Linked DNA regions of Homo sapiens: region 2 is linked to region 1. A link is a loop called in an ENCODE intact Hi-C map of the cell type or tissue named here. Cell type or tissue: Calu3. All regions are shown on one strand. Each heading gives the region's core, and the rest is flanking DNA. Links, peaks and the distances in the headings are about the cores only.

Region 1 (15,303 bases), core at 7,304-15,303:
CATTTTGAAGTGGGGGATGTCTGTTCCGTAGGACCCTGTTTGGGATGTTAACCCTGTTTGGGATGTAAACCTCTCCTACAAATCTCACTCTACTAGGATCACAGAGGCTTCCTGTGGGCTGTCTTGTGAAAAGCAAAGTGGGTACTGAGTTTCCTCCTTGGCTCACTGCAGTATAACACAGGACTCTCTGATAGAACTTTCTGTGATGCTGGGAACGTTTCATTCTGCACTGCCCAATATGGTAGCTTCTAGTCACATGTGGCTCTTGAGTATTTGAAATGTGGTTAATGCAACTGCTAGTGTACTGAAGTTATTATTTTGTTTAAGTTAAACAGCCACACATGGCTAATGACCAGAAGGAAGAGTCTCAAGTCAAGGTGACCCTGAGAATGCAAATGCCTTGAGATTTGCTGAAGTCTTGGGGCAGGCTTGAGACTTAAATTGAAAATGGGACTGGGGTGCTGAGGTGAAGGCGTGCGCTTAAACTGATTTTACCTAGATCAGGAGGTCAAGAAAACCACAAGCTAATAGGGTTACAAAAGTAGTTGAGGAAAAGAGAATAGAGGCTTCTTGTGCAGGCAAATTGGAGTTTCTACAAGTGGTGAGGGTTTTTATTTGTTTTGCAGAATATAAGCTAACAAATGTCTGTTTATGTCCATGCACAGACATCTCATGCAGAATTCATAACAGCAACAGTTGTAATCGCACATGGTAGGTGCTTAATAAATGTCTGAGTTATTGGATGACTGAGTAAACAGTACCTTCCATCATCCACTGACATCATCTCAGTTGACTCTTGCAACATCCCCCTGAGGAAGCTGGGGCAGCTGAGGCTTAGAGAGGTTAGATAATAAGTCCAGGAAAGTCAGGATTCTTGGTCTTTTGGTTCACCCAACCTGTCCCCAACCTGTATGTAAGAGGCCTCATCTGGGCTTTCCACTGTGGCCTCTGCGAGGGGTTTGTAGGTGCCACTGAATATTCCAGGACCGCAAACTCCTGACCAAGCTCTGGTAGCATACACATCCACCTTGTGTGCTCTCCCTTCTCCCACCTGCTGAGGGGCACCTCCATAGCAGAGCCATACTGAGTTCCTTTCTGGGTCCCCACTGCCACTACTTAACACAGGGCCTGCCACACAGCCAGTCTCTACCAATACTGAAGGATTGAAGAAATGAATGAAAGAAATAGCCAAAGGTAGTTTCTCCACTGACTTTTAAAAAAACATCCCTTTCACTTTGGAGAAATCATGTTAATCAACACAAAAATGTTTTTTCCTCCCCAAGTCATCACAGAGCATCCTCCCATTTATTGAATGGAGCCATTTCTCAGCCACTCCATTTTTGGGCTCTCCAGGGTGGCTGGCTCAGCCCTAACACGGCTCTTTGTCTTTTCCTACTGATGATTTATCTTTTGGGGATCTGAAAAGGGAATTCCTGAAACTCATACACTGACCTCTTTCTGCCATTTCAGCCCTTCGTATTCCTGCACTCAGAAAACTGATAAAAAATCATGGTACAGAACAAGCCTATTTTTGTTAGCAGATGCAGAAAAAATTACACATAGAAAAAGGAAGCTAACAAAAGGAGGAAGGTTTAGATGTATTGACTCAAATTGGGTATTTTTTTGGTGTAGCCATCAAATAAATAAATGATCAGTCTTAAAGAATGCCCCAACAGCTTTCCTTGGCCTATTAAATGGGAATGATCACTGCTAACAATTTTTTGTAGACATAGCTCTAAATGTGGATTGCATTTTTTTTATAAGGTGGAAAGAGAACAGTCTGGACTGTAGTGATAATGCAAATAGTACCACTCTTTGCAGAGGACTCCCACACCTCCAATCTAAGGATACAGGGCCATTTCCAGTTTCTCCAGGCATCCACATGACTAAGCCAAGCAGGTTGCCTGTCCCAGGCTGATTGACATCCATGTAACACACTTGTGAGTTCAATATTTGCCTCTCAGAGAAAATAAGTGACTTCATGAAAATTAAGTACTGAGGAAATTCAAGTGAGACATTGAATTTCTTACTTTACAATGTTTTTGAATTGTTTGAAATTTTGATAGCAAAGTATTACAGTGAAGTTGAAGTTGTCAAAGTACCAAAGTAAGTAAGTACTTTGATAACTTAAAAAAAATAACTAAAATGCTTTAAAACTGTGCATAAATTACTTAAAGTTGGGGTGGTAGGGAGGACAAGCCTGATGAGGCTGGACTCACCTTTCCAAAGCTGGCAGCATTGACAGGTTGGGTATCATTCTTCTCGCAGAAATCCAGGTAATGCATATAGAGGGCACTGCGAGGGATGCAGACCCCCTCTGCAATCTCATAGTTCTCCTCCAGCCTAGGGAAATAAACGCCCAATGAGCAAAAAATGTGTTACCTTCCCCAAGCAAGAACGGTCTGTTCTTTCTAGTCCTCCAGAGATGGGCAGTCCTTAGAAATAACGTTCTTTCTACAGGTGGAGAAGCTGGGGCCCAGGAAGACAAAGCAAGCTGCCCAAGGTCATGCCTGGCATTAGTGGCTTGGCAGTGTCAGAATCCTGGCCCCTTTGGGTATGACACCAGGCTACTTTTTCAGCCCAAATTCCCAGATCCTCTACTCTGTACTGTCATTGACCTGGCCTTGTTCTGGCTAGATCAGATACATGCAAACTCCAAAAACTACATAGGGTCTTGTGGGTGCCCCAATCAGCCAGGAATGGAACCACAGACCAACTTGAGGAGCCATTTGTAACAGCTAAAAGCCCAAGGAGGATGTGTCAACATCTTGGAGCTCCTTGGCTGACAAATGCTATGGAGGGGGATTGTCTGGGAAAACCAATGCCCCAGGAGAGGCCTGTATAGCTGTACAGACACTGATCTGCTGACTGAAGGGAGGTCTCATGACCAGAGGAGGAAGTTGGCCCCATGATTACTTTAGAATCCTCTTCTCCTCTGCTGTGCTAGGAATAATGATTCTATACCCATCACCTTCTTAGTGAGTCTCCATTAGGGATTCTGTAGGAGAGATTTTCTACAACTGGGTTTACATCCCAGCCTTGTCACTTGCTGGCTTGGTGACCTTGGGCAAGTTACTTAAGCTCAGGCCTCAGTTTCCTTTTGGTGGGATTGAATTGTAAGTGCCTCCTAAAGTGGTTATAATGATCAGACGAGGTAACGTGTGACAAGCATCCGCATGGTGCCTGGCACGTGCATGGGAAGCACTGAGAAGACGTCAGACCTCCTCATGATTCGTTCTTCCTCTCCAGAAAACATTTTTGGGCACTATATGTCCTGACCGTGTGCTAAATATTGGGGATATAAACAAAAATTAGATACAGGGTTTAAAAAATTTATTATTCTTTAACCCAAACACCAGAATGTAGGCATCCAAATAAATCTTGCCTCCATTGTCCTAGGCACTCTGGAAAGTTAAATACCTTTCCCAAGAAAACTGCTGTGGCACAAGACAATTTGGGAACTTCTCTTAGGGTCATGCCTTCGAAGCCTGGGGCACCTACTGCTAAATCAATGCACCAACAGGAAACATTTCTCCTTTGATCATTAACTAGATTTTAGGAAACAACCCAAAGTTATTTGGAAGCAAGTTTGGGGGATAAAGTGACTGGAAAACCATCCCCCACCCCCAATTTTTTGGTCAAAAATAAGGCATAATTCCAAAGTGATGAAATAAATGTCCTCAAGTGGCTTCAAAACTCCCTCTGAGAGCATTTGCCAAAGAAGTGGCCCAGCGCTGTCGTAAGTGAAGTGGAATGAGGACACGGCCCCCCAAGGTGCCCACTTGAAAGGGCAGCACTCGCTCAACTTATTCCAACATGTGATTGCAAGAACATCAGTTCAATCATTTCATACCCAAACCCCACAGAGGGGGAATACAACCCTAGGGACACAGACCTGTCAGCACCAAGACAAAACCTGGTGCTGAATAGTCCCCGATCATCTCATCTACTTCCCGCGCTTCTGGGATGGGGAACATTGAGTAACTTGGGATAGTTTTTAGAAATGTTCCCAGAAAGAGTTGATGTAATCCTTTCTAGGTGATCAAATTCCTTGAGGCTGGGATAGTGTCTGAGTCAATTCTGCATCATTGAGGTCCAGCATATTCCTTGGCACACAGTAGGGGCTCAGTAAGTGTCTTATGGATAGATTATTTCAGTCATTTATTCATTCAACAAATATTTATTGATCTTATCACCTGCCAGGCGCTGGGGATATCACAGTGAGCAAGATAGTCCATGCTTGCATACAGTGAACAGATTAATGGTAGACAGATGGACAAAGACACAGATAACCTTTAACTCAACAAATATTTACTAAGTGCCAGGCAATGTTCTAGACATTAAGGAAACAGTGGTGAACAAAACAATGGTCCTGTCCTGAACAGGCTTACATTCTGATGTATGTCTTTGACATCATAAATTGGAATTCTAAGTGTGTTTTCCAGTGGGAAAAGGGTTTCACATAAAGAATAGGTTTCTTAGGACTGTCCTAAGTTTCAGGTCCAGTATGAATGAAAATCAGCCTGGGAGGTTAGCCTGGACCCCTAACTGCCATTCGCGGCATTGTTTCTCTATAAAAGTGAGTTCAGAGGTCCAAATAACCAGCTCGCGTACAAACTTGTAGGGGCCATCTGAATAAGACAGCTTTCTCAAACTGGGGTCTCACAGACATGCTTTGTTTTGGCCTGAACAGTGTTGGCCCAATTTTTAAAATTCAGGACATTGCACATAAGAATCTGGATTTCTGGCTTCTTTTGAAAAAGCTGAGATCTGGCAACACTGGACCCATATTCCCGCACGACAACAATTGGCCAGAGCTACATGTGCCCTGAAGTTGGCCAGAGTCCTCACTCCTCCCTATTTCTTTGTACCCTGTCTATTTTCTGTTCCTTGTCTGGCTCCTGTAGGCACTTGTGTTGGCATAAGACATGATCTATGTCCTAGTTAACTTTGCAGTCTATTTGGGGAGACATATGCACAAGAAATAATATTTAATTACTATAAACTCCTGACCATAGGTACAGTTGAAGGTGGGAAAACAGAGAGATTGATGTGTAGATGAGAGTAGATAATTAAAGTTTCATAGAAGAGTTGGGTTTAGGATTGTGTAACAACAACAGTTAGCATCTGTTGAGCTCTTACTAGGTGCTGGGCACTGGGTATCCATGGTCTCATTTGACCTCACAATAACCGTATGGCATGAGGTAGGTATTTATACATATGTTTCAGGATAGGAATCTGAGGCTCAGAGGGTGTAACTCATTTGCCCAGTCATGCAGCTAGTAAATAGGAGGGTTTGTCTCATTCCAAATCTCTCTGGTATTCTGCCACGGTAGTTGGGGGAGGGAGGGAGGTTCCAGGCAAGTAGAACAGCAAGGATGGGAGACAGTGCCATGTGCTTTTAATGATGGAGATGCTGATCTGAGTAAAGAGAGAAGGAAAGGGTATCTAAAGGGAAGAACTATGGGAGGTGGAGGGAGTCTTTAAATGCCACACAAATGGATATGATTTGGCTTAAGAATTTAGCACCCACTTGGAGTTCAAGAGTTACTATAAAAATGTTATTTTCAGAAGAAGGTGGTAGAATTGTACTCAGGAGGACTGAAAGAAACAAAGACTCAAAGGAGTCGGGAAGACCTGAGTGCTTCCGGGATGCTATAGGAATAATAATGATGATAATAATAATAATATCATCAGTAACAACAATAACTGACATTAATTTAAAGCTTAATACGTTCTATTTGCCAGGAATGGCTTGAGTATAATAAAAGAATGTCAAACAACAAAACAACAACAAAACACCTGTCTCATAGGTATCATCTTAGACTTTTTTTTTTTCTTTTGAGACAGAGTTTCGCTCTGTCACCCAGGCTGGAGTGAAATGGCGACATCTCGGCTCACCGCAACCTCCGCCTCCCCGGTTCAAGCAATTCTCCTGCCTCAGTTTCCTGAGTAGCTGGGACTACAGGTGTCCCACACCTGGCTAATTTTTGTATTTTTAGTAAAGATAGGGTTTCTCCATGTTGGCCAGGCTGGTCTCGAACTCCTGACCTCAAGTGATCCTCCCACCTCAGCCTCCCAAAGTGCTGGGATTACAGGCATGAGCCACAGCGCCTGGCCATCTTTGACTTTTGAGAGTTCCATTAAGCAATTTTTAAGAGATTTGACTTCAACACTTGTAGTGGAACATTTTCCAGTCTCATGCATACACATGAACAATTTGGGCAACTGCAATTTTGTGTATGACAAGCTGTGGGGAAGATAAAAGTATCCCTTTTTGCTTATTTTTGCTAATGGCTTCCTAGAATTTATTTTGGCTAAAAAAAAATCCATGAACACACTAAACAAATGTGTATTTCAAACCATTCAGAATTCATCTTGCATATGATTATTTAAATTGATAGAAATCCTTTAAAACCAATTAGATTTTTTAAAGCATGGGAGTGGCATGATCAATGCATTCTTTGGAAAGTTTGCTCTGTACCTCTAGGGGAGGTGGCCCAGGAGGACGATCAAAGCCTGGCACATAGTGGCTGATTAATTAGGACTTGTTGAATGAATGAATGAACACAGGAGACCAATTAGGAGCTACTATAATAGTTCTGGCAGGAAATGATGGGGCATGAACTGAAGCAATGGTTGTGGGGGCAGAGGTAACACTTAGGGTGTGGGCCTCATGCTGCCAGATGTGAGGAGGACAGGAGTAACCAAGCAAACCCTCAGGTTCCTAACTGGGCAGAATGGATGAATGGGGGGCTCCATTCTCCACTACCAGAAATGCAGAAGGAGAGGACAGTTAAGGGTGAAAATCATGCTTTCAAATGCAGCATTAAACAGCATGAGTTTCTAAGTAAGTTACTTTATTTAAGCTCCTTGTGCCTCAGTTTCCATTTGCTGTTCTTGTGGCTTGTGTGCTTACTAAATCTGGCCAAGAGGTCAAGATTAAAATACAAGATCATGGTTAAGAAACATCACATCAAATGAACCCATAGCAGCAACAAACTATTCAAATCAGATGGGTGTAAGTCATGGTTCACACAGGCTGGGCTAATTAAACAGTTACCTGTCAAAGGCCAGAGCCTCCTAAATTACTACATTTCAGCCCACGTTTTGTTCCTCTTTCCGGAGCTTCTGAGCCTCAAAGTAACTAGGTGGCTTATAACTATGAAGCATTTTAATAAGCTCTATGAACAAATGGATGTAATTGGCATGGAAGGGCCCCTTTGATGCTTGATAAGTTTCTACAGGAATAGCATCATGACACCTTTGCCCAAAACCAGAGGTTCTGCCTATCTACTAAAGTTGCTAATTGGAATGTCCACTTCCCTGACCAAAGCATGGCAGAAAGAAAGGCAGTTAATTATTCTTCTTCATATCTGATGAAATTTTCTCGTTTCCTCCTCTCTTTTAGAGGACATCATTAGTCTGACATGGTGAACAATGCTCCATTATACCTGGGTTTTTTTTAATGATCACAAAAAAATTCCCACTTCTTCCATTTTCCTTATCTTCTATTTAACAACTTGATTATATTTGAATTGAGCCTATCCTATTATGGAGAGATAATGAGCTCAGTCTGCTAGCTAACATGAGTCATTATCTGAGTTATATATTTTTAAGAAGACTTCCTCACAAGGTTTCAGCATGTGGCCTCCTAAGGCACATGGAGGAAGCTTTGTATCAGCACTTTACAATGAAAAGCAAATGTTTCGGCACCTGGCATCATTTCCCACTGTCCTCATTTTAAACCTGTGATTTCTTATATGTATATGCAGAGATCTTTTAAACTGATTAGATGTTTTATAGCATGGGGGCAGCATGATCGATGTATTCTTAGGAAAGGTCGCTCTGCGTCAGTTCAAAGTGCCCACTCCTCAAGTTCTTGCACACATGTCAAGAACAGAAACTTTTTCATTCTCTTTTACCAAAAAAAAAAAAAAAAAACCCCACAGGATTTTTTTTTTTTACAGAAAGCCCAGACTTTACAAGACAACAGGATTTTTAAAAATATTAACTATTTTAACTTATCACTGAAGTTGTCACAGAGATCTGAGACTGTAAACTATGTAGAAAAAAAAAAAACCCTTGCTAAGCAATCAGGACAAGACAGTAGTCTACACCCGTCAACGGCTCCCTGTTCCCTCTCCACAAAAGTCTGGATTCCTGACCGTGGCATCCAAGGCCCCTGGCTCCTTTTCCGTCCTGCTTTCCCACACGTATACCTCTTTCCAGCCAACTGGATCGTTTCCTGCTCCTGAGACACACCTTGTCACCTTCCACCCACACACACGATCCATCACCTTCCTACCGCAGGGGATGACCTCCTCCACCGTGTTCCACGCATCAAGGCGCAACTCACATTTCTCTTCCATGGAACTATGTTCAGTGCACACTCAACCCCATCTGCTAACCACTTCTTCATCCTTTCCTCCCTGCCAAATTCATTTATTCATTCAATAACATGTAGAGTGCTGCAGTGGTCTAAATGCCAGCTGCTGTTATGTCTGTAGGAAAAGCCACATCCTCTGCTTGTAAAGCTCTCACTACTTCCCAGGGATGGCCATGGTTCCTCATAGCTTATGGCTCAAATAGCTTCATCAGGAGCCAGCACTGGTTTTAGAGTTTGAGATCACTGACTTTGAATCCTGCCTCCACCACTTACAAGCATATAGCCTGGGGCACGTTACTTGAACTCTCTCACTTCCTTCATCTGTAAAATGAGAGAAACTGTACCATCTCCCAAGCTTGCTGTGAGGACTAGACAAGAATCCATGCACAGCCTGAGGCCCTTTATTGTGGGGGACACTCAATAAAGAGTAACAATTAGCATTATTTTACAATATTGTGGAATATTCAGGTAATGTTTTGTATCTTAAACTGAAAGTCCTTTGATGGCAGGGATCAAACCAAATTCCTATTGATGTTAACATAGTTCCTAGCACTGTGTCCTGAACACAGTCAGTAAACACTGCAGGAGGAAGGAGGGGAAAGGAGGAAAGGCCAATAAGAAGGAAGGCAGGCTTTTGCACAGGTCAAGGGATTCTGGTATTTTATTAATCTTAATATCTGGGTAGTTAAAGGAAAAGCATGGTTAATATTAATATATTTGATTTATATTTTCAAGTGCCTACCCTGCGCTAGGGATGTTCATATTGGCTATCACTACCCCCACAAGATGAGTAAACACTATGCCCTAGGACATAGAGGAAGAAATGGAGGGCCAAGGAAGTAAAGTGGCTTGTCCACAGCGACTCTGCTGGGAAAAGCTAGGCTTAAAAAGTATGAACTCAGGTATGATGCCTCTAAAGTTCTCACTATGTGCCAGAGACTGACATTCATTTGGTTAGTCAGAATACATTTATTGAGCACCTACTATATGCCAGGCACTGTAGAATACAGCCATGAACAAGAAGATGCTACTCTTGCCCCAGCCTTTAAGAAACTGACAGTTTACCAGAAGGAAGATGGGAGCTAGGGAGATAACACCACCAGACAGCAAATGAATAGAAAACAGTGGGCTTTGGCTCATACAGGCTCTGGTTAGGACTGAGGCTAAGTCTAGAAAACTCCAAAGCAAAATAAAACAAACAAAAAAACAATCTATTTCATTACACAACCATTAAGCCATGCTTTGCTGCCAAGTAGACGAGCCAATCAGAAACATGCATTTGTGTGGACACTGACATTTCTCAGGGGACTTCAGCTGACCCAGCTTCCTTGTTGTTGAGGATTTCCCTGGGGAGTCAGGAATGTCCCCCTCTTTGTGTAGAAAGAGACTACCTTGGTTTCCTCCTCTTTAAATACAGGTAGCTGTCCTGCCTTCTCTACAGGATTTTCATGAGGATTAGGTGTGCTCAGCAGTGACATCACCTGACAAGCCTGGCATCCCACGGGTGATTGCTGAACCTGTAGGTTTGGCTGATGTGGGGCAATGGACTGAATCAGAGATTTATTCCTGCCATTGTAATGTCTAAACTGGACCAGAACAGTAGTCATCCAATTCCTACGCTGGGTTTGACCTACAACCTACTGAATTAGTGTTCTAGTAAGGCCTGGGCTTAGGTAGCTTCTGGAATCTCTCAGCTCAGTTTTTGGTTATTCAAGTCCCCTCTTTTTTTTTTTTTTTTTTTTTTTTTTTTGGATAAAACTAGGCAATGTATTAAGCACAGTGTTGCAATTTCCATTTGGTTCCGAATGCTTCTTTTGGGGCCTAGGCTACAGGTTTGCAGCCCAGAGCTCTGGTTGTCCTGGACAGTAGCTGAGGTGATTTTGGCACCATCCCCTACCAGAAGCTACCTCCTCAGTGGTCCCTTTCCACCTATACCCAGTACTCTACTCATCTCTACTGCACTTTGCCATTATGAATAAGGCCCCGCAGAACATCTTCGTATGTGCCCCCTTACACACCTGTGTGGGAGTGTTTCTCCCTGCCAGCATCAAGAAGCACAGCTGCTGGCTGCATGTGCTTCAAATGCTAATGGATTGCAAAATTGCCCGTCAAATGGCTTTACCATTTGACACATTTACCCACAGCACAAAATACTTTTTTTAAAAAAAGTTGTGGTTCCACAACACAGCATCTCATTCCCTGAGAAATTTCTGCCCTTGGCATTGGGTTGTCCAGCTTAACTGACCTTTCTCCATCTGTAGCTGAGGTCATCCGGAGGGACACAGTCACATCTAGTGGCATTATCTATCAACACTGGTTGTGTTCAGAGCTAAAAGTGTTCAGCCTCCCTTTTTAGAACCATGTTACCTAACTCACATTATGAAAGCAATGTTCTGTCACTGTTGAGTAAGAATCAAGTCACAAAAGGGTGCAAAATGTCAGTTATCGGTTACATCCAATGAGTCTGATCTAGCAGCTGTGATCTGGTCTAAAATGTCAATGTATTTCTTCTTTGGAACAGTGCCAAACCCAATGTCTTACCTATGACCTTCCAGAACATTCTAAAGAGAAATTATAAATTTCTTTTGTTTCATATTAATTTGGAATATTGATAGCTTGTCAACCACCCAAGTCCTCAATTTAATTTTTTTCAAAAGAAAGGAAAATCTCCCCCCAATCCCCCCCGAAAGTGACAATTTGATCTTCTGTCCTCCTTTTTGGAAGAGCCTCATTTCTTCAGTAAATTGCTGGAAGGGAAAACGTCCCCACCCAGAAGGCGTACAAGGAGCTCTGGGTAAGGGCGGCAAGGGTGGCGGGCGAGGGCGGGGCACGGAGGGGGCATGTGTTGGCAGCAAGTAGGCCGGGACTGCGGAACAGGCTGCTTTCCATTTCGAAATTCTCTGCATGAATAGAGGTTATTGTGCGGCCGGGATTCCAGCAGCGCTCACCATCCCCAGTGAGTTGGGATTTACTAACCCTCGTGACCGAGGATGCTGGAAAGTGTTTGGCAGAAGGCATTTGACAATATTTGCCTGTTTTCTGCTGGGAGTTGCCTCCAGATCACGTGTCCCCAATTATTTTAGGCTGCTTGGCTGCTGTATTATTTGTTCTTAGAGCGGTGTTATTTGTTCTAGGGGGAGGGGGAGGGGGTTTGTGGCAAGGAAGGGGAAGAAGGAGAAGCAAATAGCTCCTAACCCAATTCCAATAACAAGCCAAATGTCCCAGGAGAGCTCGACACTGTCAGGCGGGTGGCGGGCGCCTTAGTGGTGCGGCCAGTGTCCTTTCCTGGGCCTGCCCTCCTCTCTGTCCTCAGGGGCTGGCCACTGCCGCTGGAGAGAGGGCACAGCATGAAGGACATAAATGCCTCAGAGAATGAGATGCTTGTCCTAGCATTAGGTTCCTGTTTTGTTTTGTAAGTATTTTGCACTGCAGATGAAGATATAAAATGGTAAAGCCATTTGATGGGTAATTTTGCAATCCCATCAACACTTTAAGTGTTAATGGAGCAATTCTGTTTCTTGATACAGACATGAAGAAACACTCCCACGGTGTCCAAGGGGGCACACACGAAGATGTTCCGTGAGGCCCTACTTGTAATGGCAAAGATGAGATTTGAACAAAACTTAAATGTTCATCAAAAGGGAAGTGGCGCCGGGTGGGGTGGCTCATGCCTGTAATCCCAACACTTTGGGAGGCTGAGGCCGGTGGATCACTTGAGGTCAGGAGTTCAAAACCAGCCTGGCCAACATGGTAAAACCCCATCTCTACCAAAATACAAAAATTAGCTGGATGTGGCGGTGCGCGCCTGTAATCCCAGCTTCTTAGAAGGCTGAGGCAGGAGAATTGCTTGAACCTGGGAGGTGGAAGTTGCAGTGAGCCGAGATCACACCATTGCACTCCAGCCTGAGTGACAGAGCAAGGCTCTGTCTCAAAAAAAAAAAAAAAAAAAAAGGGGAAATGGCAACATTAATTCTGCCATTGTCTTATGCTAAACACTGAGCTGCAGTTAAAATGAGGTTGTTCTTTATGAACCATGAGTGTAGCTTCAGGACATTCTACTAAGGAAGAAAGCAAGTAGTGGATCAATACAGCATAACAGGTTGCGGGTCAATATTTTTAGTGTGATACATCTGCATGCTTTTTATAAAGGAGACAATGCTAAATTAAAAACCATACTTCAGAAACTTCTACAGATACATATGTGTGCAAATTCATAGGGAAGGGTCTGTAATACATATCTACACATATGTATACACACAAGTGCACACATGCACACACATGTCTCACTGAATAGGGTTGCTTTTGAGGAGAAGGCAAAGAACTACAAGGAGAAATGGACTGGAGTCTTACCTATAATGTTTTTAATTTTTTAACAAGGAAATGTATTTCTTGTGTAAACAAAATAAAAGTAAAGCAAAAATATATTTATTAAATTTACTTATATCCTGGGTTTTTTTTTAAGCTAGCAAAAGAAGAAGAAAATTAGACAAAGGAAAGAAGTGATTGCAAAAGTCTGTAAGCATCAGATTTAGCTCTCAACCCCACGGCAGCCACAGCAAAAAGGGGACACGTTGTAAATCATGTCACTTTTCCTTGTAAAATGGAGGGTGCATCCACTCTCTTTTGAGAGAGAAAGTTTTTATACTGAAACCATATTTTTTAAAAGATGATACATGTGCAGCTTTACGTAGGAGGTCACATGTTCTCCACACCGTTTTAAGCATGACTGTTCCTATCTAAGTTTAATGTCCTACTTTCTTTTCCCTACTGCTTATGTAGCCTCTCCCCTGCCTGCCTCTCCCACCTCATCTTGTGTCATTCTCCTCCATGTGTGCTATGCTCCAACCACATGGGCCACCTTCTCGTGGGTCCTTCAGCAAGCTCAGCCTGCTCCCATCCCGGGAAGGAGTGGTGGACGCTGAGTGTGCCCAGACTGCCCTGAGGCACTGAGACATTGTTCCCCCTACTGGGAGGCTGAATCATTCCAAGGAGTGATCCTCAGCAAAACATGAAGGCAACCGCCTCTCCCAAGTTACACCCCCACCCTGGGGGCAGCCTGTATTCAGTGATGGACAATGGGGTTGGGGGATAAAGGTCTGGATCCGTTGCTTTGATTCAGATCATTTTTAACTGGCCATCTCCACCTCAGAACTCCCTGTAGGATTGGCTGAAGCCTCTGTGATAACCTCTTCACTGCCTAACACCCCCTCTGTCTATTCCAGCATCCCTCACACCCCTATGGGCGTGGAGGCTGGGCGCATGCCCTAATAAACCACCTGTAGGCACAACTCTGCTCAATCTGGAGAGGTCACCTGCAACAGTGGGGCCTTTGTAGAAGCTGTTCTCTCCACCTGCAACATTCCCCTGTCCCTGGTTTTCACACTGTCATGGTGTCATACATGTATCCACTGAAATGTCACCTTCTCAGAGAAACTTGCCCTTACTGCTCAACCTGAAATAGCCTCTCAGACACTATCGTATTAGCCAAGCTAAAGTCTCTGCACAGCACTTCTCACTATCTAATGCATTACTTGTTTATCTATCAATCATTAGTTGTTTTTTTAAATAGAGACAGGGTCTTGCTCTGTCACCCAGGCTTGAGTACAGTGGCACAATCAGGCCACTACAGTCTTGATCTCCAAGGCTCAAGCGATACTCCTGTCTCAGCCTCCAGAGTAGGTAAGACTGCAGGCTTATGCCACCATGCCCAGCTAAGTTTTTTGTTTTTTGCAGAGACAGGGTCTCACTATATTGCCCAGGCTAGTCTTGAGCTCCTGGCTTCAAGCGATCCTCCCACTTCAGCCTCTCAAAGTGCTGGGATTACAGGCGTGAGCCACTGTGCCCTGAGTGTCATTAGTTTAATGACATATATATACGGGCACGGTGGCTCACACCTGTAATCCTAGCACTTTGAGAGGCTGAGGAAGGTGGATCACATGAGGTCCAGAGTTTGAGACCAGCCTGACCAACACGGAGAAACCCTGTCTCTACTAAAAATAAAATATTAGCCGGGTATGGTGGTGCATGCCTGTAATCCCAGCTACTCGGCAGGCTGAAGCAGGAGAATCACTTGAACCCAAGAGGCGGAGGTTACAGTGAACCGAGCTCACGCCATTGCACTCCAGCCTGGGCAACAAGAGCAAAACTCCATCTCAAAAAATAGATATAGATATAGATATAGATATAGATATAGATATAGATATAGATATAGATAGATATAGATATAGATAGATATAGACATAGATATAGATATTTCCCCTTTTTCCCCTGTCATCAGCTCCTCTTCTTGGTCTACCTTATCCACCATTGCATTTCCAGAGCCTAGAACAAGGAGCTAGCAAATACCAGGTGCTCAGTAAACATTTATTGAATTAGTTAATGACTGAAATTCTATCTTAAACATATAATATAAAGATAATTAGAGCAAACGTTAATGTTCTTTGAACAACTTGATGTCTTTTGATAAGAATAGGCGAATATGTACAAATTCTCAGATTTGGTTTGGCTTTGAAAATAGACTTATCATTAAAAAAAATTCACTGTCTGACCTTGTGACTTGGAGGGTGAAATTTCTTCTGGAATGATCTATGTGACCCTTTATTTAGAAAAACAGATATTTTGTGCAGAATTAGGTACCATAGAAGGAGAACTGGCTGTGCCTATGCCAGGGAGGAGACGGGGCCTGCTCCAGGTGGTCCCTGTGGGTCTCAGAAGGAAGGAGTGTGCTGAGGGAAGGACTGAGCCCCACCCCATGCCAGGTGCTGTTCAAGCACCTTCTATAGAACAACTCATTTCATCTTCATGACTACCCTATGAGCTAGACACTATTGCTATCCCCATTTTACAGGTGAGTAGACTGAAGCACAGAGAGGTTAAGGACCTTGCCCAAGACTTCACAGCTTGTAAGTGGCAGA
Region 2 (16,237 bases), core at 5,362-13,361, 48 kb after region 1:
TGAGGGGAAGAACAAGGGCCAGCTTGTTGAGAGGATATGGAAATCTGATATTTCCCAGGAAATACTGAGGAGCAGAGAAATTCAAAACATTAAAACGCTGCACCTTCCAGACATCGAATGCACAATGTGGAGACAGACAGCTTGTAATGTTTCAAAGCTGGGATGCACAAGGTAGGTGTCTGTCATCACACTGTATCCAAACGCACATCTGGTTACACATCTCCAGAGTTCTTTTCAGGATTCTCCAGAATGACTCCACTCACTTCTTCTCATCCTTTCAAGTCCTGGCACATTTTCCCTGGCAGCAGCCATAGCTACATTTAGATGGCATCTGCTAAAGTTTGCAGCCCCTGCCTCCACCAAACCTTACCACCAAAAGCAATATCTATAGTTCTGGGCCAACCCCTGGTCTTCCTAGATAGGTATACACACCCAGTCACTCTCACACACACACTCACATCTACACCCCAATCCCCCTTTCATCAGGAACTAAGGGAAACACTCTCCCTCTCACCCATTTGCCTGCACTGGATTCAGGCCTGATAACATCAAGGTCCTTAGAAGGGCCTGTTCTTGCAGGTGAGAACCCCCTGTGATTGATGGGACATTCTCTGAAAACTTCGTGGCAACATTCCCGAGAGAAGCTGGTTCTATTAACCAGGTAAGCCAAGAGAGCACAGTGCCCACCCGCAAGAGTTTGAGTAAAGAAAGAACTTTCCTCACGGCAGCACCTGTCCTCCACACTGTGCAATCCCACACTGGAGAGAGATGAAAGCAAGGCTACAAGAAGTGGGAGAGGGTGGGAGGTGCCATGAAAATGAAAGAGAAGACATCTCACCCATTGCACCCACTCAGATCACTCTGACCCCACAGTCTATGCCTGTAGCCAACTCTGCTCCCTGGGGCAATCCAGAATAAGTCTGGTCTCACTGGCACATTGCAGATATGAGAAGACAACCATCATTTCACCATATTTCTGGTTGAAGTACCCCCATCAAAGAACCACATTTGTTTCACCTCTTTCTTGGAAGAAATTGTTCCCATTTCTTTGCCATCCAGTTCACCTGCTTCTGGGTGTCTTCTAGTTAATCAATGTCCATGTGAACACGTGGCACTTGGGATAGACTCTGAGGGTTCAGACAATGGTCTGAGCAGTGAAAGAACCATCACCTATGTTGTTCTGGACAGTTAGAGTTCTCATGCATTCAAGGGTCTTGCATTTCAGACTATGTGGATGCAACACTCTGAGATATCCAAACCAGATTCGGGCCTTGGATCTGCAGGTGCACTTTGACCTCTGACTTCTTCCCTAGTGGAGCCCTTAGGAGTGGCATCTCCAATTCATGTCTCACAAGCCAGGTAGCTTCCTATGACTGGAAGGCCTCTATTTAGGTCAACTGAAGTCAATGTTATATACTTTAAAATTATTCTTAACAATGGATTTTGGTCTTGCAGAGGTCAAGAATTACTTAAGCAGAATGACATGTATACTGAATTTTGAATGAAACACTGTGTTCTTCCACCTTATTGATTTGTAGATGATGTGATTTCATAATAATAAAGTTCACTGTATATTGAGCTCTCACTATGGGTGAGGTATCATACAACTGCATTACATACATCATCATACTTAATACTCATCACAATCCTAGAGGTGGGTGCTATTAATAGGCCCATTTTAGAGATAAGAACACTAAGGCTCAGAGAGATTCAGTGACTCGTCCAAAGTCATCTGGCTAGTAAGAGGAAGACCAGCATTCAAATTCAGGTCATAATCACAGTTCTCTCTCCAAATGTGAACTGAGCTTTCTCCTTTTTCTATGTCCTGTTTAGTCCCCAGAACAATGTGCCAATTCTGCAGCATTTTTCTCAGTCTGCTTTGTATTCGAACTTTTCCTAAAACTCTACTTACATAATTTTGCTAAATTCATTTCCATATTCTTTGTCAGCCTTTGTCATACACAACAGCCTCTTCAGTTTAGAACTTAAACCACTTAATAATGGAGCCCGTTTTATTCTATTTCTTTTGACTCTCTACTAGTACTGTTATAAAATTTTTCCTGTAGTCTGGCCTCAATAACTGTTACATTAGTGACACACATGTCAAAGAATGCATAGCATATAAGTAGATACATCCACATATCTATAGAATTTCCTAATCATTTTCTTTTTTTTTTTTAACCACATAAGGCATGGAAAAGTATAACATATCAAAGGCGATTTTCCAAATAAAGCAAAATTCAACACACATTTATTTTGTGCCTTCCAGATGCAAGAAGCTGTGCTAAAGAGAAGCTGTAGCGGCCAGGTGTGGTGGCTCACACCTGTAATCCCAGCACTTTGGGAGGCTGAGGCGGGCTGATCACCGGAGGTCAGGAGTTCAAGACCAGCCTGGCCAACATGGCGAAACCCCGTCTCTACTAAAAATACAAAAATTAGCCGGGTGTGGGCAGCACACGCCTGTAATCCCAGCTACGCAGGAGGCTGAGGCAGGAGAATCACTTGAACCCTGGAGGCAGAGGTTGCAGTGAGCCGAGATTGCACCACTGCACTCCAGCCTGGGTGACAGAGTGAGACTCCATTCTCAAAAAAAAAAAAAAAAAAAAAAGAGAGAGAAGCTGTAGTGATATAAACATGAATAAGACTGGCTTCTGCCCTCTAGTTACCAAGTAGAAAGTAAGGCACGTGCTACTCCCTGAGCTCATGAGAGTGGGACCCTGTCATTTTTGTCCATCATCTCACACCCAGTGGCTGGCGCTGTGGCTGGCTCCATAGATGTCGCACAATAAATGCATGCTTTTTCTAAAAACTTTATTAAGCTCCTATTGTGTGGCAGGTACCATAGAAGCCATTTTCACATATGTTGTCTAAATTGGGACCAGAACAACATTACATGTTATGTTTTCATATCTCTATTTATAGATATGGAAAGTTAGGCTTGAAGCAAAAGTTCTAAAAGGAAGGCAGACTGTGATCAATGCTGCAATACTGGTACTGAGTTCTGGGGACTGCATGGGACATAGGAGAAAGAGAGTTCAGTTCATACTGGGATAACTTCCTATTCCCAATTGCCTCATTCTTGATCTATAAAAATCATCTGACCTGTTAGTAAGGACCAAGCTTGTGCTAAGTGCCCAACGGGATTTGCCTACAGCCGTGAGCAGAGGCTCCTGGGCTGTGAAGCATCCCTTCCCCTGATTCATCTGGGATTATGGGCAGAAAGGAGGAGGCAGATAATGCCTATGGATTTTCACTTTCAGGGAGTTCAGCCCACATACCTTAGAGGAAGATCTTTATGCCTCTGCACTTTGGACTGAAGATTTGGAAACCCCAATGTGAAGTTATTTTCTCGGGTACATATAATGAGGTTGAGCAGAGCCATATATAGTTATCATGTTTTCTACAAGGCTTCATTCTCTTTACAGCAGCAAAGAATAACCCAGAAGTAGCCGCATCAGGGACATGGCACGTCCAAGGCAGTTCAAGGTTCAGAGTGGTGCCTCACAAACCCATATTGACCTGGCAGGGAGGGCCTATTAAGACGGTTATCAAGAGCCAGGTAATCCTTGAAGTTTATAGCACACACTGACAGCAACCTCTTAGATTATCCCTGCATCCATTTATTCATTTTCCAATAATTATCAAGTGCCTTCGATGTTCAAACAGAGGGGATGAACAAAAGCTATTCAACAGGACACACATATATTACACAGGATATCTCTGGTGGACTAGCGTCTCAAGACCTAAAAGTATCTTGGGTTTTTTTGTTTATTCCATTTCTTTAAATCACTTATTTTTCCCACCCTTAACATGTAAGTTCGAATGACCTTGTCTATCTTGTTCAGTACCTTGTCCCCAAGAGCCTAGTACAGTACTGGGCACATAGCTGTAGCGATGCTTGTGATGAAGAAAAGTAAAGGAAGAAAAGAATAGAGAATGAGAGACAAGGAGGGGGGATTCTCCACCAGAAAGGCCTCTGGGAAGAAAGAGCCTATGAGCAGACACTGAGTTTAGTGAGGGAGCAAGGTTTCCCAAGATTCAGAGAGAGGGGACCACAAGGGCGAAGGTTACCCCCAACCCCAGGAAAGATCATGCTTGACTTGTTTGAGGAATGGCAAGAAGGCTCAGGTGGCTGATGCAGAGTGACTGACGGGGAGGTGGTGCAACATGAAAGAGAAGACAGAGACGGGCTTGGGAGAATGTGGGGTTTGGAGCTCAAATCTGACTGGATTTCAAATCCCAGCCTGGCCACTTACTAGTTATGTAACATTGGGATGGTTCCTAAATTGTCCTAAATTCCTACCTACCTGATTTCTTCAAAGATTAACTGGAATTATAAAGGTAAGGCACTTAGTGTGTTTGGCTTTAAGGGCCATAGAAAAATGAGGAAGGCATGGTTTCTATCCACCAGGAACTCACGGCTGAGTGACAGGGACAGATGCCTAATGGTGATGTCTGGCATTTATTGAGTAACCTCCAGGGCTGGTTGCCCCGCTCCACATGCTTCATCTCTGTTGCTCGCAGCAACTGAAGCAGAGACTTGACTAACTTTGATTTGCAAGAATGAAACTCAGATCCAGAGAAGCTAGTTGATGGCTGAGCTAGGTCAGGTCTGCCTGACTCCGAGGCTGGGGTGCACTCACTGCCCTCATGCCCACACTGCCCACACTGCCTCTACAAGCAAGCAGGTACCAGGAGTGTTTGGTATTATAATAAGATGCTGTGGGGCATAGAGAGGAGAGCTTCCATGGAGAGGAAAGCCTGGCTGCTTCACAGAGGGGGTGGCATTTCAGCTGGTCCTTAAAGGATTCAGCACCTGCCAGACCAAGGAGGGAAGCAGGGCATTTCAGGCAGGAGGGCTGCCTTCAGGACAAAGGCACAAAGCTGTGAAAGGCCTGGTGGTTCTGGGAAAGGTGAAGAGTTCGCCGACCTGTGACTCCCAGTGGTGGGAGACAGGTGGAAGAGTCCGTTAGGAGCAGATTGCAAAGGCCTTGCCCGCCGGGCCCACCAGGCCGCGAAGCCTGCAGGCAGCTGGGAGCCAGCCGTGGTGTTCAAGCAGTGGAGAAGTGAACACGCTGAGTTTTGTTCCTGAGGCACTGGATGAGAACAGGGAGGTCCTGACTTATGCAATACCTGCAGAAAACGCTGCCTGACTTAAAAAGTGTCACCGGGATTTAATAGAGGCCATTATTCACACTATATCAACAGTCTCTCAGGGCACTGTGCTGAGGCCTATTTTAGGAAATTGCAGCTCCAGAAACGCTACATAAAAGAGTTGACATGCCACACTCACAGCTACCAAGGCGGGCCTGGCCCCAGTTCCCCCTGAGGGTGCCAGGCCCACCCCAGTCTCCTGTCCCTGGGCCCTGGTCATTACCAGTGGAACGGCGCCGTCGAGGCCTGGTCCTGTCGCCTCCCGCACCAGGGTGGGCTCTCCTTTTGATCATTCTGTCTCAGCCCCTTTCTGTCTCTCTCCTGGCTCCCTGCCGGTGGCAGTGGCGACACACAGGAGTTTGGAGAAGCCCAGGAAGCCAGCAGCTGTGGCCTCTCCAGGGGGTGGCTCAGGTCAGTGGGTTGCCATGGCAACGCCACAGGTCCTGCCCCAGGGGCTGCTGGGTTCCAGGAAGGGGCCCTGCCCTGCCTCTGCTTTCATTCCTTCCCTCATTTACCAAATATTGATTTAGAACCTACTGTTTGACAGGCTCTGAGCAGCTAGTGATCAACATGGCAGACAAGGTCTCTGCTCTCAGAGAGCTTATATTCTGTGGCGGAGACAGAGACAAATTAGCAAGAAGACAGCAGAAAGTGAGTGTTATGAAGAAAATAAAGCCATAGAATGGGAGATCAAGAGAGGTGGGGGTGCTTTTTGGGCAGTGGGGACACTGAAGGCCTCTCTGAGGAGGTGATGTTGGAGTGCAAGGGCCTGGGTGGGCTTGGGTGTGTGAGGAGGAGCCAGGAGGCCAGCATGACGAAGCGGGAGGTGGGGAGAGCAGCAGGAAATGAGGTAGAAAGTTGGGAAGAATCCAAAGTATGTAGGGACTCGCAGACCCTCCTAGGAACTTCACATTTATTCCAAGTGCGCTAAGAAGCTATTGGAGGACTTTAAACAGGTGATGCGGACTGCACTGGCTCAGAAAGGGTAACCCACATTCATTCATCCCTGTCTGCATTTGGCAACTATTTATGGGATACCATGCACCAGGGGCTGGCTACACAGGAGGGACACAGCCTCGATAGACAGTTCTTTTTGGAAGATTAGAGTTTAGTGTGGTCAACTATAAATAATCATACAAACAGAGATGCAATTACCAAGAGTGCCACGCGAGAGAAAAAAAGGGGGGTTGGGTCTAATCTGGGGGAGTTAGGAAGCTTCTTGGAGGAAGCAGCATTAAACTGGCAGCTAAAGAATGCGAAGGCATGAACCAGGTAGAGAGGGAGGAAGCGTGTTCCTGGCAGAAGGAACAGCATGTGCGAAGTTCTTGAAGCAGGCAGAAGAAAGATGCTTTCAAGAAACTGACAAGCAGCCTGAGCATGACTACACACATTGATTCAGGTATCAACACGTGTTTCCTGATATTATCCTGCTTGATGAGCACTTTATGAGATGCTATAGGAGATGCACATACATAAGCCTTGCTTCTGTACTCAATGCTGGGTTAAGGAGTCTAGATTGTATTCAGTAGGTGGTTGAGAAGCTCATAAAGTTTTTGAGTAGAGTGGGGCATAAGCAAAGCAGTTCTGTGGGCAGCTCCATCTGGTGCTGCTAAACATATTTTAGAGGGGAGAGAATGGAAGAGGAGGCCACGGAGTAAGGGTGACCGTATCCCTTATCATCCAAACCTGAACATTTTGAGATTGAAAAGCAATATTATTAATAATTTTGCCAGGATCACATGCATAAACCAGGATTGAGCCAGGCAAACCGAGACTTACTTGTCCCCCTCTGTAGGAGGCCGCTAGAGGCTCATTATGTCTTAGAGACCTGAACTGGAGGGATGAAGTAATTTGTTTAAAAAAAAAGAATGTAGTGGAGAAAAGATAAGAACTCTTTCCAGTTAACTGTGTTCACTCCCCAGCCAATCCATGTGATCACTGGCTCTATGTCTCCTCCTCATCAGCTGGAGTCTCAATCACAATAGGACACAGGTGAGCCTGAGATGACGCTAATATCATTCTCCTGGAATATGGCTTCCCAACACAAGCACCATCACCTTCATCATCATCATCATCATCATCATCATCATCATCATCACAGCGATGACTTGCCCAAGATCACACAGTTGTTAAGCTGCTGAGCAGGGATTTGAATCTGACTCGAACCTAACTACTCACCTGTGGTTATATACTCGTAATTATATATACATTAAAGTCTCATTGTGAATTCTAAGCTGTGTCTAACATAACACCAATTGTACAATAGGTGCTCAATAATGTGGCTGCCCTTTCCCACTTTAGGGAAACTCAATATGTAAAACTCTAAAGTGGGCAAGGAAATTAACTAAGGGTCATTGCCTGCAATGTACAAGAAAAAAAAAAAAACAACGAGGAGGAAAAAAAAAAGAACGAGGAAACTCCCAACGATGCACAAATGCCGTTTGTTCAGAGATCATGAACTCACCAAGAGTCTTCAGAAACTAGAGAAAATTCAACCTAAGGTGTTCAGTGCCATCTCCTGTTGAAGATAAATTCAATGTAAAAGCAGATCTCGGCTCTGAAAATATCCCTGGGAACACTAGCATTAATGTACATTATTGCATAACCAGGTTGTAAAAATTTCATTTTCCCTCAACTTCTGGGGAAGGGTGTACCTACTACTACTTAATGTTAGCAGACTTTTTTCTTTGTTTCTATTTCTACTATAACAATATTATTAAAACATAAAATTAGGAAAAGAATCATTGAGGCCAAGGCTACTCGCTCTGCACGGCATCTGATATTATTCCATCCTTGACATCATTGCCTTTTCTACTTTTGGGTTTTTATTTTATTTTTACCTCTCCTGCTCTGTTTGGGGATGTGAATTCCCCCAAAAGCTCAGGAGCCAGGCACTCCTGGCTACAGAAGCCAAATAGATTTTAACCCAGCCTGAACTTTTGAGGTAAGCCACCAAAACACCCTTCTCCTAGGCAAAATGCTTTTTTCTTTCCTGTAAGTCTACTGCAGAAATTACATTTTAAAATATTGAAAAGAGAAACATATTTTCCCACAATCCCACCACTCTAACCCGGTAACTACCTTTCTTTTCTTTTTTTGTGTGTGTTGGTCGCAAGTCTCATATCTATAAGTGCACGTAAGAGAACTGTAACTCTAGCAAACATAGCATTTCCATTCGTTTTTCTCTTAATGTTCTATTATTATGCAGATTTTTCCTAGGTCACTACAGTCTTCATATTCATCATTGTTTGAAAGATGCCAAACGTTCCATTGAGCAAGTGTTTCCATTTTCCATAATGTTTCAATAAACGACTTGGTGCATATCATTTTTTCTTTGTTTTGAATCATTTCCTGAGAGTCACTTAGAAGAAGGAAAAGTTACCAGGTGGGATTAGTGACTAATTACCAATGAATTTTCTGAATTCTAGGCTTAATACTTACTAGCGCAATGAATCAAGGCAAATTAACTTCTTCAAACCTCAGTGTCTCCTTATGCATAATACGGATAATAATAATCTGTCTACCTCATCTTAATAGTGTGAGATTTAGGTGAACAAATGCACAGAAAGCACATAGAATACTACCTGGACCAGAGCAAGTTCTAGCCACACAGAAAAACCGTAATCCCAATAGTTTGTTTTTGACAGAGGCACCCTTTTTCCTCTTTTTCTTTTTTATTTTTGCACCCCCATCCCAACCACCTTTTTTTAGAGATGGGATCTTGCTCTGTTGCCTAGGCTGGGATGCAGTGGCACCATCATAGCTCACCACAGCCTCAAATTCCAGGGTTCAAGTGATTCTCTCACCTCAGCCTTCCAAAGCACTGGGATTATAGGTTTCAGCCACCACACCTGGCCATGTTATTGTTTTTAATGTCAGTATAATAGTTAAGACCATGGACTGGCGAGCCAAACTGCTAGATTCAATTCTGACTTCTTTGCTCTGTGACCTTAAGGCAAGGGACTCAACCTCCTTGAGCCTTCGGTTCTTCATCTGTAAAACGGAGTAGTATCAGTAACAGCTCACAGGGTTTATGTAAGAATTGAGTTAATAAGGCACATCAGGTGCCTACATGATTTAAGCATTGTATGTCTTAGCGAATGTATCAGGCCCACCTCTAAGGCATCCCACCTTAGTCTGTACCTGAAATCACCTTTCCTGTTTGATTCTTGGATCTCCCAATACAATTAAAAGAACTTGGCCTTGGACGCCAGAAAGACACTAATTCTAATCCTCCCCTTACAATTGACTAAGTAAGCTCTGCAACCCTGGGCAAATTACTTAACCTCATGGGCCTCAATTTCCTTCCTATTAAAAAAAAAAACTACCCCATGAGGTTATTATGAGGATTAGAAGAAATAATATAAGCTCCTTAAGTGCTGATTGTACTTTATTCACCCACTATTCGTTGTATTTAGGACAGCCCTTGGCCCAGAATAGCAGATCAATAGAAGTGGAGGAAAGGACAGAAAGGAGGGAGGGAAAGAAATGAATGAATGAAGCACTCACACTGTGCCTAGCACATAGTAAGGGATCCAAAGAGTGTTAGTTAATCTGTAATTTATCAGGTACAAACAAGTTTGTAATTTATCAGGCACAAACAAGTTTGCAGGGGCCCTTGGGCCAGGCTTCCTAGAAAGTAAGGAAAGAGATGCAGCATCCTTTGTAATATTAAAAATGGATTGATTTATATATTAAATAAACATTTATTAAGCACTAACTATGTGCAAGCCACTCTAGCAGATGCTATGTACTGTGCTAAACACAGATAAAAATTACACAGGCAAAACTCTTGAAAAAGGAAAAGCTCCAAATAACCATATAAAATCGGAATGAAAAATACACTTTCTTATAAGTTTTTAATTGAGATATAGGTGGCCTGGTTTAAACAAAGCAGGATCAGCTTTGGAACAACAAACCTCAGTTTGGATACTCAGTTGCTGTACAGACCAATGCATGTGACCGAATCTTACTGGTTTTACCAGGTGTACAATGGGAATGAATGATCCTTCCAATTCACTGGTTTATGAGATATTGCCTCAAAAGACTGAACACAGTGGAAGAACAAATTCTATAAAATTTTGTTTCCTTTTCCTGTGTATTAGTACGTTTTCATGCTGCTGATAAAGACATACCTGAGACTGGGCAATTTACAAAAGAAAGAGGTTTGATTGGACTCACAGTTCCATGTGGCTGGGGAGGCCTCACAATCATGGTGGAAGGCAAGGAGGAGGAAATCACATCTTACGTGGATGGCAGCAGGCAAAGAGAGCTTGTGCAGGGAAACTCCCGTTTTTAAAACCATCAGATTTCATGAGACTCACTGACTATCGCAAGAACAGCACAGGAAAGACCTGCTCCTGTGATTCAATCATCTCCCACCAGGTGCCTCCCACAACACCTGGGAATTATGGGAGCTACAAGATGAGATTTGGGTGGGCACACAGAGCCAAACCATATCATCCTATGTGGTCTTTGTGTGTGGGGGTTGGGGGAAAAGGTCTTGGAAGTCACTAGAGGACCACAAGGTTCTCCTTGCAAGTGGTGCTTAAAGCAGCTTCTGTTTATTGAGCTTTTACAATGTGCCAAGACCTGTGCTGGTTCCTTTACATATTACTTTATTTAATCCTCACAATACTCCATGAGGTGGGTATTTGAATAGTGCCATTTTACTGAAAAGCAAACTGAGGCTCAGAGAGGTTACCTAAGTTGCTGAGTTCATATATCCAGCCCATGGCAAAACCAATTCTCAGGAAGCCTGCTGGATTCCAGAGCCCGCACTGTTAATGATTCTATCGATGATTATAGACTGTAACATGCTATACAAATGGAAGGTGCTGTTCTTTTAACAGCAAGGTTTTTATGTTGAACCTATTCTAAGTGAAATCATGTCTGTAAGTAAATAGAAATGAAGCCCTTGATGATGTGTGTAAGATGTCAGATTTCCCAAAGTAACTGGCAGGTGGGAAGATACTGGCCTAGTGGTGGTGCCAGGTTGAACTTAGAAGCTCTGAGAATGATTTGAGATGAAAGGCACACATTGCATGGAGGCACCCACTCAGGGAGGAGTGCCCGTGGGCATCCTCAGCAGCCTGCTGCTAGAGTCACATCTCAAGGCCAGTGGCACCCAGTCGCCCACTGACACCCACGACAGTACACTCCAAAGAATGGCAGTGTGAGCTGCTGTCTCCCACCAGGATGAGGGAATGACTGGACCTCCTGAACTTTATGCAGTAGAGGAGGTGAACTAGAATGTAAAACTCTCAGGTCTTCCTTCTAGCTCTGGAGTTGGGGAGGCAAGGAGGCAACCTGGCTTTGGAATCACAGTAATCCGTGTTCAAATCCTGGTTTGACACTAGGGGTTTGGCCTGGACATATTGTTAACTAGGCTGTCTGAATCTCAGTTTCCCCATCTGTAAACTGGGAGTAATAATACCATAGAGTCAATATGTGAGTTAAATAAAGTAACATGCATAAGTGTTCAGCACAGTGCCTGGAAAAAATTACAAGTTTGATTAATCTGCTACTCAATTTCCAAAAGGGACTCACTTGTATAAAAAAGAAACTAATAATTTTGAAAAAACTCATTAAGTTAGCCTGCTGTCAATTATGGAAATGATTCTGATGGGGTCTCTTCCTTGCCTCCCATCCTCCCTTGGGGTCCCCCTCCCTCTCTTTCTCCCTTCCTTCTCAAAATGCTCTGTTTATCATCAGCTATCGATATACAACATACAGCCTTGGTGTTTTCATTTCTTTTTTTTTTTTTTAATCCCTCTCAATACCAAGAAAAACTTTGAGCAGAACACGGGATCCATGGGGCATCCTTGTGTAGGTCCTCCGTGGCTTGGATCCCTGTGCACTGCTCAGCTCGGCAGCCTTTCCCAGCGGCGCTCAAGGCTCAGCCGGCCTCTGTGCGAGGCTGCCCAGTACATGCGGGGCGAGCTCTGGACTGACGGCGCTCCCACTCCCAGCGCCTCCTCAGCTGTGCCCTGTGAGGCAGCCGAGGCGAGAATGCCCCGCAGCCTGGGCACCCAGAGGAAACCTCAACGTAGCAGAGAAATAATTTATTCTTGTCATCACACCAAAGTTTTCAAACTTTAAAACGCAGCCTTGATTAGAAGAAAAGCTGTGTTTTTTCTAAAAGCCTGGCATTTCTGAAAAGGTCCCCTACCCAAACCACAGAAACCTCAAAAACTCTGCCCACTGAGTTGAAAATAAAAGTTCACGGAGACCAAAGCCTTTCTCACAACAACCGCTCGACGCTTTAGAAATCTTCTCTCCAAAGCTTAAAAGTTTTAATGTTTTAACTGAGGGCCTCAAGCCCTCTGGAATTTTTCTCCCTTGTAAACTCCCAGAGCTTTCTGAGGCAGACTTATTTATTTTCTGTGATGTCCAATAATGCTTGTTGGAGAAATTATTTTACTTTTGAAAAAGGAGTCACTGAGTAAAAGAAATAAAAGTAAAAGAAATTTTAGCCCGGTTAGTAGCCATTTAAGGAGGAAGCAAACTGTGTTGATTTTCTTTTTGGGGAGGCAAATAACTTTACAAAGGCACCCTACTTCTTCCCTCACCCTAGACTTATTATCAGCAGTGGAAGTGAACACCATGAAGAAAACTTGGCAAAATGTTTAGAATAATCCATCAGTTCCACCATAAATAGGTTTGAGTTTATACCATGGACCCAATTCTGCCAATTCTGGAACTTTATAAAATCCTAATGACTTCAATAGAAACTTGACTTATTCATGAGCATTTAGATTCAGTACACAAATTATAAATATGTTCTATGTATGGACACCCCAAATTTGGACTAATCACGTTCAGAAAAAGATAACGTAGAACTCAAAAACTCTTTCATGCTCACTTTTAAAAATTATAAATCCTATAATCGCAACATTCCAAGAAACACTTCCTTCTTCAAAAGTGTAATGTAACTTGCGATGATTTGATGGCCAAGATTCAAAACAAAGGCACTGACATCATTTTATTCACAAAATGCATTTGTGTCTCAAAAATTAGATGCTGGCTTGGAGATGTAATTGTCAATCACTAATCACTCGTTAGATTATCCAAATGTCCATTCAAAATCTAGTTCAAAGACTAGTTTGCTTCCATTGACTGATACTGTATTTTCTCCAACATGATGGATTCAGGACATCAGTGCTTATGTAGTGGTAAATTTCCATTCTGATTAAATAAATATCTGCTACATTCAGCAGTCTCACTTAGGTTGTGTCTAAACACCGGTCTTTAGCACAACTACTGGGTAGCTGGAAAACACACAGGACACAAAGTGCTAACTAACCTTCACCGGGTTGCAGCCTTTTCAAAGGCTTTCTCATTGTTCTTTTAAATTAAAACAAAACAACTACAAAAATACAAATCCAACGTGTCCATTTTCACCTCTCTACTAATAATTATTGATTGCTCCGAGGCACAATAATGCTTTTATGTTTTATGGAAGAATAACCAACCAGAAAAGTGGAAACTGTACACATCTTTTGAAGTATTCCTGCCTTGAGGGTGGGATATGACACACATAAACTCCGTAATCTCCCGGCACAGGTCAATCCAGCCCTAGTTGCCTCAATTTGGACCCAATTCAACTGAAAGCAAAATGGCTGCATTTCATTCTTTTCTGCTTTTTATCATCTCTTTCCCTCTCGTAAACATTTCAAGAACTCAAAAACTGCAGTGTTAGTAAACATCAAAGTGTAAAGACAAAAACAGAACAAATGGACGTTTTATCCTCACGTTAAAAATATATATATAAATGCAAGAAAGGCAAAAGAACCAAACTCTCTCTGCATCCTGCTAAAATGAGTTCCAGAGAACGGCTCACTTGAAACTGAGTTTTCTACTTCCTGAAAACCAAGTGTAAAAATGGCTCAATCCTTAAAACAGTGATGCCTAAAAACATAAGAGGGTTGGGTGGTTGAGGGGGCTGGGGTGGGGGGAAGGCAAGAGGAAGAGGCATGAAAAATGTGGGCCATCACATTCCAGAACTGGAAGGGCATCAGGAGTTGTGGAGGGGCCTCGATCAGGGTTGTGCAACATACGTCGTCTCTGAGTACACCACAGATCTCTCTTCCAGGATTTAAATTCAAGCCCACAGGTGTTGCCTCCACAAAGACACATTTTCCACTTCCTTTAACAGACTGGAAAACACAAGGATGAAATAATGGCAAACAGGGGCATATAAAATGCCTTCTTCATGGGAAAGGTGGAGAAATAAAAATAAAATTAGTCTTTTGGTCTAAACCCTTCAGAAAAAAAATGACTTATCTCAACATTAAAACTGGGGTTGTATCTACATAGTACAAGCACATCTAGGTATTCTAAAACAGTCTACATTTTTTTTTTCAGTATTCTTATCCCCTTTCCCAACTAGACACCTAGAATAAAGTATAGGAAGGCCAGATAATTATTGTTAATAATAATAATAATATCTGCCTTTTACCGAGCAACTTTTAGGAGTCAGGCATGAAATCAAATACTTAACACGTGCAATCTTACTGAATTTTCATAACCATCCTAGAATGTAGTGAGTAGACATTTTCACAAAGAAGGAAACTGAGGCTTAGAGAAGTAAGATAATTTGCTCTGGGTCACACAGCAAGAATGTAACTGATACAGGATTTGAACCTTGTCTGATGGCAAAGCTCATGTTCTTTTCACTAAGTCACACTACATACCCCTGAAGCCATATTTTAACACATATCTGTGAATGACTTCTAGATGCAATATATTGTTTAAGTTACCTAAAGGCTCCATATATTATCATATTACTTAGCTGCTTTTGCTTCATTCTATTATTCTTCCTGTTGCATGAATGAAGCCTTGACTTTCTCAGAGACAAAGCAAATATTAACCAAAGTTTGAGTGAATCCCAAAGAAGATGAAAGTACATTTCACGTGTGTAGTAAAGGTATGAATGATTTACTTATGTCCCTATTTTTGTCAACAATTATACATTTTGCCTTTACAGTTTAAAAGATTATTTTAGCCGGACGCGATGGCTCACGCCTGTAATCCCAGCACTTTGGGAGGCCGAGGTGGGTGGATCACAAGGTCAGGAGTTTGAGACCAGCTTGGCCAACATAGTGAAACCCCATCTCTACTAAAAATACAAAAAATTAGCCAGCGTGGTGGCGGGCACCTGTAATCTCAGCTACTCAGGAGGCTGAGACAGGAGAATTGCTTGAACCTGGGAGGCAGAGGTTGCAGTGAGCCGAGATTGAGCCATTGCACTCCAGCCCGGGTGACAGTGCAAGACTCCGTCAAAAAAAAAAAAAAAAAAAAAAAAAGGGACTATTTTAACACTTTCATATAGGGAGAAAATAGCACGTCATTTACTTTTGCTAAAATGCTACGTATGTTACTGGGCATTCCTCCCACTGCCACCCTCTCCCTAATGAAAAAAAGAAAGAAAGAAAGAAGAAGAGATTGTCCATACAGCTTCATGACTAAGAGTATGGATCTAAGAGCCAGCCAGCTGGGTTGTGGGCCCTCCGCTCAAATCCTGGTTCTGCCACTTACTCATCTCTTGGATAAGCTTTCTTTTTTTAATTTTTCTTTTTTTATTGTTCTTTTCCTTCCTTCCTTTCTTTTTTATTTTTTTCTTTGAGACAGAGTCTCACTCTCACCCAGGCTGAAGTGCAGTGGTGTGATCAGAGCTCAGTACAGCCTTGAACACCTGGGCTCAAGTGATCCTCCCATCTCAGCCTCCTGAGTAGGTGGAACTATAGGCATGCACCACCATGTCCGTCTAATTTTTTAAATTTCTTGTAGAGATAAGAGTGTCACTATGTTGCCCAGGCTGGTCTCCAACTCTTGCCCTCAAGTGATCCTCCTGCCTCACCTCCCAAAGTGCAGGGACGACAGGCATAAGCCACAGCACCTGGCCATTATATCCTTTCTCTGTCACAGTGTTTTTAAAACATTTGCTTTTTAAAATACAAATGAAAAGCTAGGTCTCCTACTTGCATTCTGCCTCAGGAAAGTTAGGAACACACAATAAGAGTGATCTTGCTTCCCAAGCAATCGAGGTACAGCTTGCCAGCCCAGCTTCCTAGGGCTCAGA

Evidence for each region. A loop is a pair of places that touch in the nucleus more often than their neighbours do. Peaks named below come from ENCODE experiments on the same cell type or tissue, not always from the same donor. Only the 100,000 strongest peaks of a DNase experiment are listed, where the experiment ranks them.
Region 2: it touches region 1 in a loop (2.0-fold over the local background); 3 of 110 quality-filtered maps call a loop at or near these places.

The regions. Positions count from the first base shown.
Region 1 is chr12:106,641,268-106,656,570 of GRCh38, reverse strand. RFX4 (regulatory factor X4) reads right to left here. Exons shown (of 18, transcript NM_213594.3): 4 at 2,220-2,343. All of the region lies in intron 1 of LOC100287944 (a long non-coding RNA gene), which reads left to right. Among named protein-coding and RNA genes, the nearest start is that of RFX4, 66 kb to the right of the region's middle. RefSeq lists an enhancer at 11,635-12,136. In Calu3, for the core only: no CTCF peak of the experiment used is centred there; DNase peaks (open chromatin) are centred at 11,280 and 13,310.
Region 2 is chr12:106,590,487-106,606,723 of GRCh38, reverse strand. The region is part of intron 1 of RFX4 (regulatory factor X4); the gene reads right to left. The region is part of intron 1 of LOC100287944 (a long non-coding RNA gene); the gene reads left to right. Among named protein-coding and RNA genes, the nearest start is that of RFX4, 16 kb to the right of the region's middle. RefSeq lists a silencer at 5,399-5,693. In Calu3, for the core only: no CTCF peak of the experiment used is centred there; a DNase peak (open chromatin) is centred at 5,593.